Linked DNA regions of Homo sapiens: region 2 is linked to region 1. Evidence: chromatin contacts called from ENCODE Hi-C or POLR2A ChIA-PET data. All regions are on one chromosome and are shown on one strand. Each heading gives the region's core, a stretch centred on a gene start or an enhancer-like site at or near the end of the contact. The rest is flanking DNA. Distances are from core to core; before and after follow the strand shown. Region 1 has its middle 150 kb from the start of TMEM200A. Region 2 has its middle 150 kb from the start of SMLR1.

Region 1 (4,990 bases), core at 2,341-4,840:
AAACACTTCTCATGATGTCGCTAGGTAACAGAATATATCTGCAATTTTCACTCTATAGGCAGACTCTCTCTTTCTTCCTATTTGTACTCATAGATTTTAGTTATCCATGGAGAAAACAGCACTAGGCATAGATTCTGGACTCGAGGGGCCTTGTGTCTACCACACAATAAATGTAGATCTTTGGTAAGTCGACTTTGCTGATTTCTGCCCCAGTTATATTATTGGTAAAGTGAAGAATTTGAAAAGAATTTAAGGTGGAGTTTCCCTTCATTATTCACTCAGCAAACATTTATTAAGTGCCTACTATGTATCAGGAACAGGGCTAATTCCTGGGAGTATAAAGCAGAGAAAATGACAGTCCTTGCCCTCAACATGCCTCCTGTCTAGTAGAAGGATCCCACACATGCTACAGAGAACAGTTAGTGAAATTATGGAATAAAGCTCAGGGAACTATGTGAATGTAAAATGAATGCACCAAAAATTGAGGATACTTTCTGTATTAATCTGTTCTCACACTGCTATAATGAACTACCTGAGACAGGGTAATTTATCAAGAAAGAGGTTTAATTGACTCACAGTTCTTCAGGCTGTACAGGAAGCATTGTTGAGGAGGCCTCAGGAAACTTACAATCATGGTGGAAGGGTAAAGGGGAAGCAAGTACCTTCTTCACGTGGCGGCAGGAGAGAAAGAAAGTGTAGGGGGAAGTGTCACATATTTTTAAAACATCAGAGTACGTGAGAACTCACTATCATGAGAACAGCATGGGGGAAATCCACCCGCATGATCCAATAACCTCCCACCACATCTTGCCCCCAGCATTGGAAATTACAATTCAACATGAGATTTGGGTGGGGACACAGAGCCAAACCATAACACTTTCTCACTGTATGAACATTGATGGCAAGTTTGAGTTCAGACTGCTAGACTGGCTTCTCTATTAGAACATTCACAACTCAACACCATTGCCATGAAATAAAAACAAGGATGTTGGATATGTTAAAAGGAATAAAAATCATTAAAAATTGCACAAAGTTAAAAAAAAAAAAAGCCCAACAGCTTTTTAATTCACACAGGAAGCAACACCTAGTGGTCAAGACTTCATCCTTTCAAGAAGTCACCTGGGATTAAATCCTAGCTCTGCTTTATTAACTTGATTATTTATGCAAGTTCATCTGTACCTTATTTTCTTACCTATAAAATGAAGAAGACAACCTATCTCACAGGTTTGTTGGAAGTAACAAGTGAGACAATAAAGGTTAGGTGTTTTATAGGCAATTTATAGACCTCATTTATTTTTTAATTTATAAGATTTCAACACCTTTTTGTAGGCCCTCAAAGTAGGACAAAATGGCTTTTATTTATTTATTTATTTTTGAGACAGAGTTTCATTCTGTCACCCAGCCTGGAGTGCAATAGTGCGATCTCGGCTCACTGCAACCGCTGCCCCGCTGGGTTCAAGCGATTCTCCTGCCTCAGCCTCCCAAGTAGCTGGGATTACAGGCATGCACCACCACGCCCAGCTACTTTTTGTATTTTCAGTAGAGATGGGGTTTCACCATGTTGGCTAGACTGGTCTCCAACTCCTGACCTCAAGTGATCCACTTGCCTTGGCCTCCCAAAGTGTGGGATTACAGGCGTGAGCCACCATGCCAGGCCAAAAATGGCTTTTAAATTTCAGTTGTCTTTAATACACATTGCTGGAAATTCTGTCTCATTTTTCTCTACTCATCAGTAGGAACCCTGAGTTGATACAGAGCTGGCTGTTAAAGTGGTGTTAACAGTATCGACATTGGTCTGGGCTCTGTAGCTTTAAAATAAAGAAACCAATTAGTACCTTAAGAAAATAAGATGGTCAAGAGTTTCTATATATGGTAAAATTTGTCATGGAAGTTCTAACTGGGGAATCACATTTGCTATTAATACTCTCCACCACCGCATCATAAAGATCAAAGTGCTTCCCTTCCTTGGATTGCGTAGGTGGCACTCCCACTGTCGGGTTTTATAAGACACACACTGTCAGCTGTGTGAGGTACAATGGCTATTTTCCTAGGGAAAGGAAATCTCAAGGACCAGCTGCATAAACACAAGAATGTATAGATATTTAATTCAACTTATGGCCTCCAAAACCATTAGATTCTTATAGCTGTACCTCTGTTTCATGTTACAGCTAAGTAGCTCACTCTATAGCCCATCCATGGAGACATTCTATTCTTTCTCATTAAGCACCAGGTAAGCCATCTATATTCCAATTGGAAAGCGCTTCTCTGCAGATGTTTTAAACATGATCTGCCAGGTCTGTCCTTTCCAGAGGCCCATTTGTGCCCTCTCTAGCTATAGATACCTACCCAGAGAGGTCCCCTAAAATGGAGTACTTCCTTGTTTTGTAAAAACCTTCCTCTTTTCCATCATCCTTCCTGCCCTCACTATCTCAAAATAGCAACTTTTACAAGCCAATCCATGTTAATTCATTTTTAAGGATGAGGAAACTGAACCCCAGAGCGTTTGTGAATATTGCACCACTTCTCATGGTCCCTGAGTCAGTACTCCATGCTTTTGCCACAACCCCGTACTGACTAGTTATCTGACAGTCTTTCATGAGGTCTGAAACATGTCTGAAACTTTTGCTTGTGTTAATATGAGAAGTCAACATTCACACTATAACTAGAATAAAGGGTGACTAGCCCTACGAGAGATTAAGATATTAATTATAAAACTACAGAAATCATGACAGCATGGTATTAGGGCAGGGATAAACAAATAAATAGAATTAATTAAATCAAGGAACAGAATTACATAGATATCACATTACAGAGCAGTGGGGAAATGAATCAAGAAATAGTCCTGGAAAAATTGGGTTCTATCTCAATAGGATGTATTAACTTAATAGGAGGTAAATAACTTGGAGTCCTACTCCAGCCAATGTTCACAAATGAATTCCAGGTGGACCAAAGGCAGAAATATGGAAAGTAAACATTTTATATTTATAGATGTCAGAGAATACTTCTGTTACCTTAACATGGAAAATGGGTTCTTAAAAATACCCAAATATAAAGACAAATAAATATTAAAATTTAAAACTTCTTCACAACAAAAGACAACATAGACAGCTCAAAGGCAAAGCATAAATTGGCAGAGGGTATTTTCACACATTAGGCCCCACAAAGGAGTAATTACCAGACCATAAACTCTTTAAAATTTCTAAAACTCAATATGAAATAAATGTAAGTAACCCACTAAAAATGAGCAGCAAATACCAGTGGCCAATTCAAAAAAGAAGAAAACACTAAAGGCCAATAAATGTGAAAAGTTGGTTATCCTTTCTGTTGTCAACTCCAAAACAGCCAATCCTTCAAGGTGGATCCTGAGCGACTAATTGGGCTTAAATTCAAAATGCAGCCAAGTATCCATTTGCTGACTAGAGACCACACACATATCCTGCATTCTCAGAAAAACCACAGGCTAGGGGAACTTTGGGACTCTCATAGCTATCTGTTCCTGTTTACACTGCCTCAATCAACACTGCCAGAAAGTTCCTGGACCTAACCACTAGATTCTGGCACCTGGACCTAACCACTAGACTGTAACCTGTGATAAATCTTAACATCAACCAATCAGAACAAATAATCAGCCACCCCTTATTTGCACAGCAGACAAGCGGAAACCTGGGTGACAACTTTCTCTATAAAAAGCAACTTCTGTCTTTGTTCTGGCGGAGTGTACCTCTGTTTTGTACTGAAGGCTGCATCTCCCTGGTTTGCAAACTGCTTGCTGCAACAAAGTCTCTTTAATTTAAAACATTTTTGTTTCCTTTTCAGTGGATTTGTTAACACTATTAACTAAGGAAATGAAAACTAAAATCACAATAAGATGTAATCTCACACCCTTCAGATTGCTAAAAATGTCAGTCTGACAATTCCAAGACTTGGCAGAGATGTAGATCAACAGGATCTCTTACACACTGCAAGTGGGAATCTATATTGGCATAACCAACTTTGGACAGTAGTTTGGCAATATTTAGCTAAGTTGAAGATGCATATATCTTCAACTTGGCAATTACATTCTTAATACTATACCCTGGAGAAATTGTTGCACATATGTACAAGGAAACATACACAAATGTTTATGGCAGGATTGTTTGTATGGAAAAAGTAGCAGACTACCTATAAAAGACTATTAATAGAAGATCAGGTGATTACATTGTGAATCTTCATGGACCTGAATGTTGTACAGCAATGAAAAGGAATGAATAAGCTAGAAGTAATTAAATCAACCTAAATAAATCCCCTAAACATAATGCAGAATGTAAAAAAGAGCAGTTGTCGAAATACATAATAGCATGTTATATAGGGTTTAAAGCATATAAAATAATATAATGTTTTTTGATACGTACATATGTAATTATAAAGAAATCAAAAAGAAATATACTGAAACATTAAATATTAAATTAAAGTTAATTTGGTGGGAAATGGTATGGGATCTTGGAATGTTACACAGGTGCTAGTCTCGTTAGTGCTGGTAGCACTTCTCAAACAGAATCTTGAGTATATCTGGAATGTATCATCATAACTTTTCTAATTAGAGGGAAGACATACGAGCATGAATAACTTTTACTGGGTACATCACAAGTACTTGGTAATGTGCTACCTGTTTTTACATTTATCATTTCATTCAATGCTCACAGCTGTTCCTCTTCTAATTTCATGGTTTACAAGGAAAACATTTTATTTACATTCTAATATACATTCCACATTATTAGTGGAATCAATGTACTGGACAATCAGAGTTATAGATTCCAGTGTAGCCCCTGACACTGACTAGCTCTATGGCCTGAAGCAACTTACTTAATCTCTTTGGACCTCTGCTTCCTCATTTATAAAATGAGAGGGTTGAACTAGATGAATACTTAGACTCCTTCCATGATTGTTCCCTGAGTTAGGTTATTGATCTTAATAATTTATTAAGAATATTTTATTAAAATAATTAACCAAA
Region 2 (4,866 bases), core at 1,082-3,581, 160 kb before region 1:
TGGCTTGATGAAGTAAGTGGTACTGTTGGGGAAGCTCTCTTTGGAAGGAACTGTAGAGAGACTTAGTAACAGTGAACAGCCTCTAACTGATGAAAACAGGCTCTAGAGGATGGAAGGTGGCCTTAGTCAAGTCAGCAAAGAGTCAGAGCTCTTAGTCCTACAACCAAAAGGAAATTAATTCTGCAACAACCCCAGTGAGCCCAAAAGTAGACTCTCCCCCAGTGTGTGTATGTATGTATGTATGTATGTGTGTATGTGTGTGTGTGTATTGAGGCCTGGTCTCACTCTGTAACCCAGGCTGGAGTGCAGTGGTGCAATCTTGGCTCACTGCAACCTCCACCTCTGGGGTTCAAGCAATTCACCTGCCTTAGCCTCCCGAGTAGCTGGGATTACAGGCACGTGCCACCACGTCCGGCTAAATTTTTGTATTTTTAGTAAAGACAAGGTTTCACCATGTTGGCCAGGCTGGTCTCAAACTCCTAACTCAAGTGATCCACCTGCCTCAGCCTCCCCAGTTTAGACTCCTGATGAATATGTGGCCCAGTCAACACCTTGACTGCAACCTTGTGAAACCCTAAACAGAAGGCTCAATTGAGCTGTGGCCAGACTCCCAACGTGCAGAAACTGTTACACAACAGATAGGTATTGTTATAAACTGCCATGTTCATGGTAATTTGTTATGCATTGTTATGCAATGATGGATAACTAATACAAGAAGGTTTTGTTCTTTTTTCATAATATCCTGTTCATGTTTTATGGCTCATCTTTTAAAAAGCATATACATTTGAATATTTCTTAAAAGTTTTCTTCTTTTTCCTGAATTATCTCTATTTCTTCCAGTGTCATTTTTTATTTATGTTATTGATTTTCTTTACTGCTGCTAGTTCAATACCTGGTAACCATTGCTTATGCACTTGTTTTAAGTCAGAAAGACTGCATATATTTGAGTTTTCTCTGCTCTTGTTTAAGATTTCCTACCTCAAAATCTCTCTTCTCAGTATGAATTCTGTCTAGAAACTCTGTGTGGTGTTGACTAATAGCATTTGTGTTCAGGTAAATGTGTAAGAAGTCAGTTGTTAGGCTACAGAGGTTCACATGTTAGAAAGAGAGAGTTTTCATTTTGAGTCACTAAGCTAAAAAGTTTAATTATCTTCAAATGTTTTATTCAGTCTTTAGGGGAAAATGCTAACAGACTTTGCTTTAGATGCAGGATTTGGGGAGGAGGATGAAAGTGTAACTTCTCACTTCCATCCTGCAGGAGTTACAACAGGGCATTTCTTGTCATCTATACTGCTGCCTCCTCATAATTATGTCTGGGCTGTGGACCTCTTTGGTCATTTCATCTATCTGTAAGTTTTTGTCCATCTTCGGTTTTCCAGAAATGTTGTGAAGTTTTTCTGTCCATTATAACGACTCCTCCTGTTCTCTTGGCTCTCCTTTTTGTACATTTGTTTCAGAGGGGATAATAGTCAGCAAGGGGTGACTTAAACAACAGAAATTTATTTTCTCACAGTTCTGGCGTCTATAAGTCCAAGAACAAGGTGCTGCAGGGTTGGTTTTTGGTAAGCCCTCCCTCTTTGGATTGCAAACAGTCACCTTCTCACTGTGTCCTCATGTGGACTTTCCTTTGTGTACATGTGCTCTTTGTGTCTCATCCTTTTCTTATAAGGACACTAATCTTACTATATTTATGGTTCCACTCTCATGACCTCATTTAATCTTAATTACCTCCTTTAAGGCCCTATCTCCAAATATAGTCATCTTGAGAGTTGAGACTTCAATGATTTTTGGGGAGACACAGTTCAGTCCACAATAATGAAGAATCTCAAGGAGTTTACCCACTGACACTGAACTAAAAGGCAATCAACCCCTTTGTTTAAGAACACTGTGTTGTGTTGCTGAATTGTTTTGAAGTCTGGAACTCTTTGGATAACTGCTAGAATCCTTAGAAGAGTAGAGCTATTTAAAAGGAGCAAAACAACAACAAAAAGCACATGAGCCACAAAAAATGCATGACTGGCAGAGCTGCTGTCTTACTTCAACTTGGGACATAAAAACAGAAGAGGAAAATGACCAGATCAAAGAAAGTGAAGGCATGTGGCCTTCCTGGAAAACAGTGTGGGCAGCAGGGTGGGCAAGAGCAGCTCAAAGATTTTCTGGGTGTAGGCTGGGGAAGTGGGAGCCAGGAGCCAGCAGCTGGAAAAGGCAGCAGGTGCTGGAAAATCTTGATATTTTCTGTGAGCCAGAAGAAGGGATTTGGAAGTGCTGCATTCCAGGGAGCCAGCTGGTGGAGCCAAGTCACAAATTTCTGCTCTTTTCTTTCTGAGGATGACCCTCTGTGGCTCTTGGCTGGTAGCCTGAGAAACACCTGTTGCAGTTATTAGGGCCCGGGGACTTGTTTGGGTTGCTTAAGCTTAGAGACTAGATAGTTACCATCAATAAAAATAAACTTATCTTGGCCAATGGAAGACTCCATTAGCTGACATCTTTTAGTAAAACTCATTTCCCTCCACAAAAGAGTCTGCTGTTCAGGTACATATTCCAAATCATGCCTCTAATATGAAATAATGTCTTTTAAAGCAATAAACAAATTAAATAAAACACATTAAGGGGATAAGATGCTCTGGACTATAAAAATAGCTGATTGTTTTCACTTATTTCCTAGCAACACTCTTGTTTTTCCATTTCAAGCTTAGTGTTCACAAGTAGCTTCAAATTATGATGTTTTCTCTCTTATATAAATGCATTAATTCACAACACCAATTTATCTTTAATTGATCATAGTTGGGTATTGCTAGAATCCTAGAATGCTTTTCAAGGGGATCAAGTTTCAGTTTTTACAGTTTAAAATCATAGCTAATTTTGTATATAGAAAGAAGCAAAGGAGGCTATCCAAATTCTTTTAATAAGTTGGAATTTTGTTGTAAATATTTCTTAAAATATTTGTGTAACCTCTTAGAATTTTCAAATAGCCTTATTTTTACAGGGATCAGTAAATATAAAGATATTTTGGGTATTTTATCTTCACAAATTTCTAAATGTTTTTACTTTTCTGCCCTTATAACTCATCTGGCACTTTAATAAAATCAGAATATATAATTTTTCTATTTGGGGTGCATATCCTAACTCTCCAGTGATATAGTTAGTTCTTTGAGGGAACAGGTTATACCAATTGAGCTTGGAACTCAATAATCAATGTTTGTTAAGCACCAGTACATGCTACATTCTGTGCTTGGTACGTGAGGCACAATGACACGTCATTTGTGGTTTGCATCAGTCATTCACAGCCGGAGTGGAAAGATAAACACAAAGAAAGATAATTTCAGTATAATACAAATCTCAAGATGGATGCAAAGGTCAGCAGTTCTCAAATCTTTGGGTCTCAGTACCTTCTTACATTCTTAAAAATTATTGAGAACCCCATAGAGCTTTTGTTTGTATGAGTTATAATTGTCAATCTATCAATCAGAAATTAAAACTGAGAAATTAAAATGTTTATTGATTAAAAATAATAAACCCATTGTCCATTAATAGAAGAAACATATTTTATGAAAAATAACTACATTTTCCAAAACCAAAAGATTATTGGTAAGAATAACATTATTTTACATTTTGGGAAACCTTTTTATTATTTAGATTAATAAAAAACAATTTAAGATTTAGATTAATTAAAAAAAACAGTTGAATTCCCATATCTGTGTCTGCATTCAGTCCATTGCATTCCATTGCAATTGTTTTAAGTAGATGAAGAAATTCTGGCATCATGCCAATAGAAGATTGCCTAAGTGAGAAATATTTTAATAGCCATTTCAGATAATTGCATATATTCTTCTTTGATAATACATAAAAATTCAATAGTAGTAGTTTCCTTCATGTCTTTTGTTTTTTATAGTTACCTTGTGTGTGTGTGCATGTGTGTGTGTGTGTGGTTAGAACATTTAAGATCTACTTTTTCAGCAAATTTCAAGTGTGCAGTATTGCATACTTAAAATTATTAACTATTATTATTATAACAATTATTAAATACAATCATCATGCTGTGCATTAGGACTCCAGAACTTTCTCATCTTATTACTGAAAGTTTGTACCCTTTGACCAACATCTCCCGTTTTAGGATTCCATATATAAGTGAGATCATGTAGTATGTATCTTTTTGTGTCTGGCTTATTTCACTCACCATAATGTCCTCTAGATTCATCCATGCTGTGCAAATGACAGAATTTTCTTCTTATTAAAGGCTGAATAGTATTCCATTGTGTATATATACCACATTTTCTTTGTCTATTCATTCACTGATGGACACTTAGGTTGATTCCATATCACGGCTGTTTAGAATAATACTGCAATGAACAAGGGAGTGCAGATGTCTCTTCAATATACTGATTTCATTTCCATTTGACAAATAACCACAAGTGGGATTGCCAGATCATATGGTAGCTCTATTTTTAATTTTTTGAGGAACTTCCATATGTTTTTCATAATGGCTGTGCTAATTTACATTCTCACCAACACTGTAAGCGTTCTCCATTGTCTACATTCTTTTTAACACTTGCTAGCTTAACAAATGTGAGGTGATATCTTGCTGTGGCTTTGATTTGCATTTCCTTGATGATTAGTGATATTGAGCATTTTTCCATATATCTGTTGTTGGCTATTTGTATGCCTTCTTTGAAAAAATGTCTATTCAAGTCTTTTGCCTATTTTCTAATTAGGTTAATTCTTTTTTATTTTTTTCTATTTTGTTGTACAACAAGTAGTAGTTTATCAAAGGTTACTTATAATATAAAATCTAAAACTGTATTAGTGAACTTTCTGTACTCTTACAATGAATTCTGTTAATCTATTTTGCATTTTGAATTGCTCTTT

What was found. Hi-C counts contacts between places; a loop is a spot of excess contacts on that map. ChIA-PET counts read pairs that join two places held with the same protein, here RNA polymerase II (POLR2A). Pooled maps may share reads with other maps.
Region 2: a loop to region 1 is called in a pooled map, with 2.7 times the contacts of the local background. The contact joins two enhancer-like sites. A Hi-C loop is called at or near these places in 1 of 168 maps with a recorded cell type or tissue (cardiac septum), 2 of 37 single-sample maps with no recorded cell type and 7 of 50 pooled maps. POLR2A ChIA-PET finds 5 or more read pairs at or near these places in 3 of 52 experiments (BJ, activated T-cell and endothelial cell of umbilical vein).

Annotation. Positions count from the first base shown.
Region 1 is chr6:130,512,496-130,517,485 of GRCh38, reverse strand. No RefSeq gene overlaps it. Among named protein-coding and RNA genes, the nearest start is that of TMEM200A, 150 kb to the right of the region's middle. RefSeq lists enhancers at 1-323, 3,350-3,499. Within about 2 kb of position 3,590, at least 8 of the 41 ENCODE cell types and tissues checked have a DNase peak (open chromatin) inside an H3K27ac peak, as active enhancers do.
Region 2 is chr6:130,673,701-130,678,566 of GRCh38, reverse strand. No RefSeq gene overlaps it. Among named protein-coding and RNA genes, the nearest start is that of SMLR1, 150 kb to the left of the region's middle. Within about 2 kb of position 2,331, at least 2 of the 41 ENCODE cell types and tissues checked have a DNase peak (open chromatin) inside an H3K27ac peak, as active enhancers do.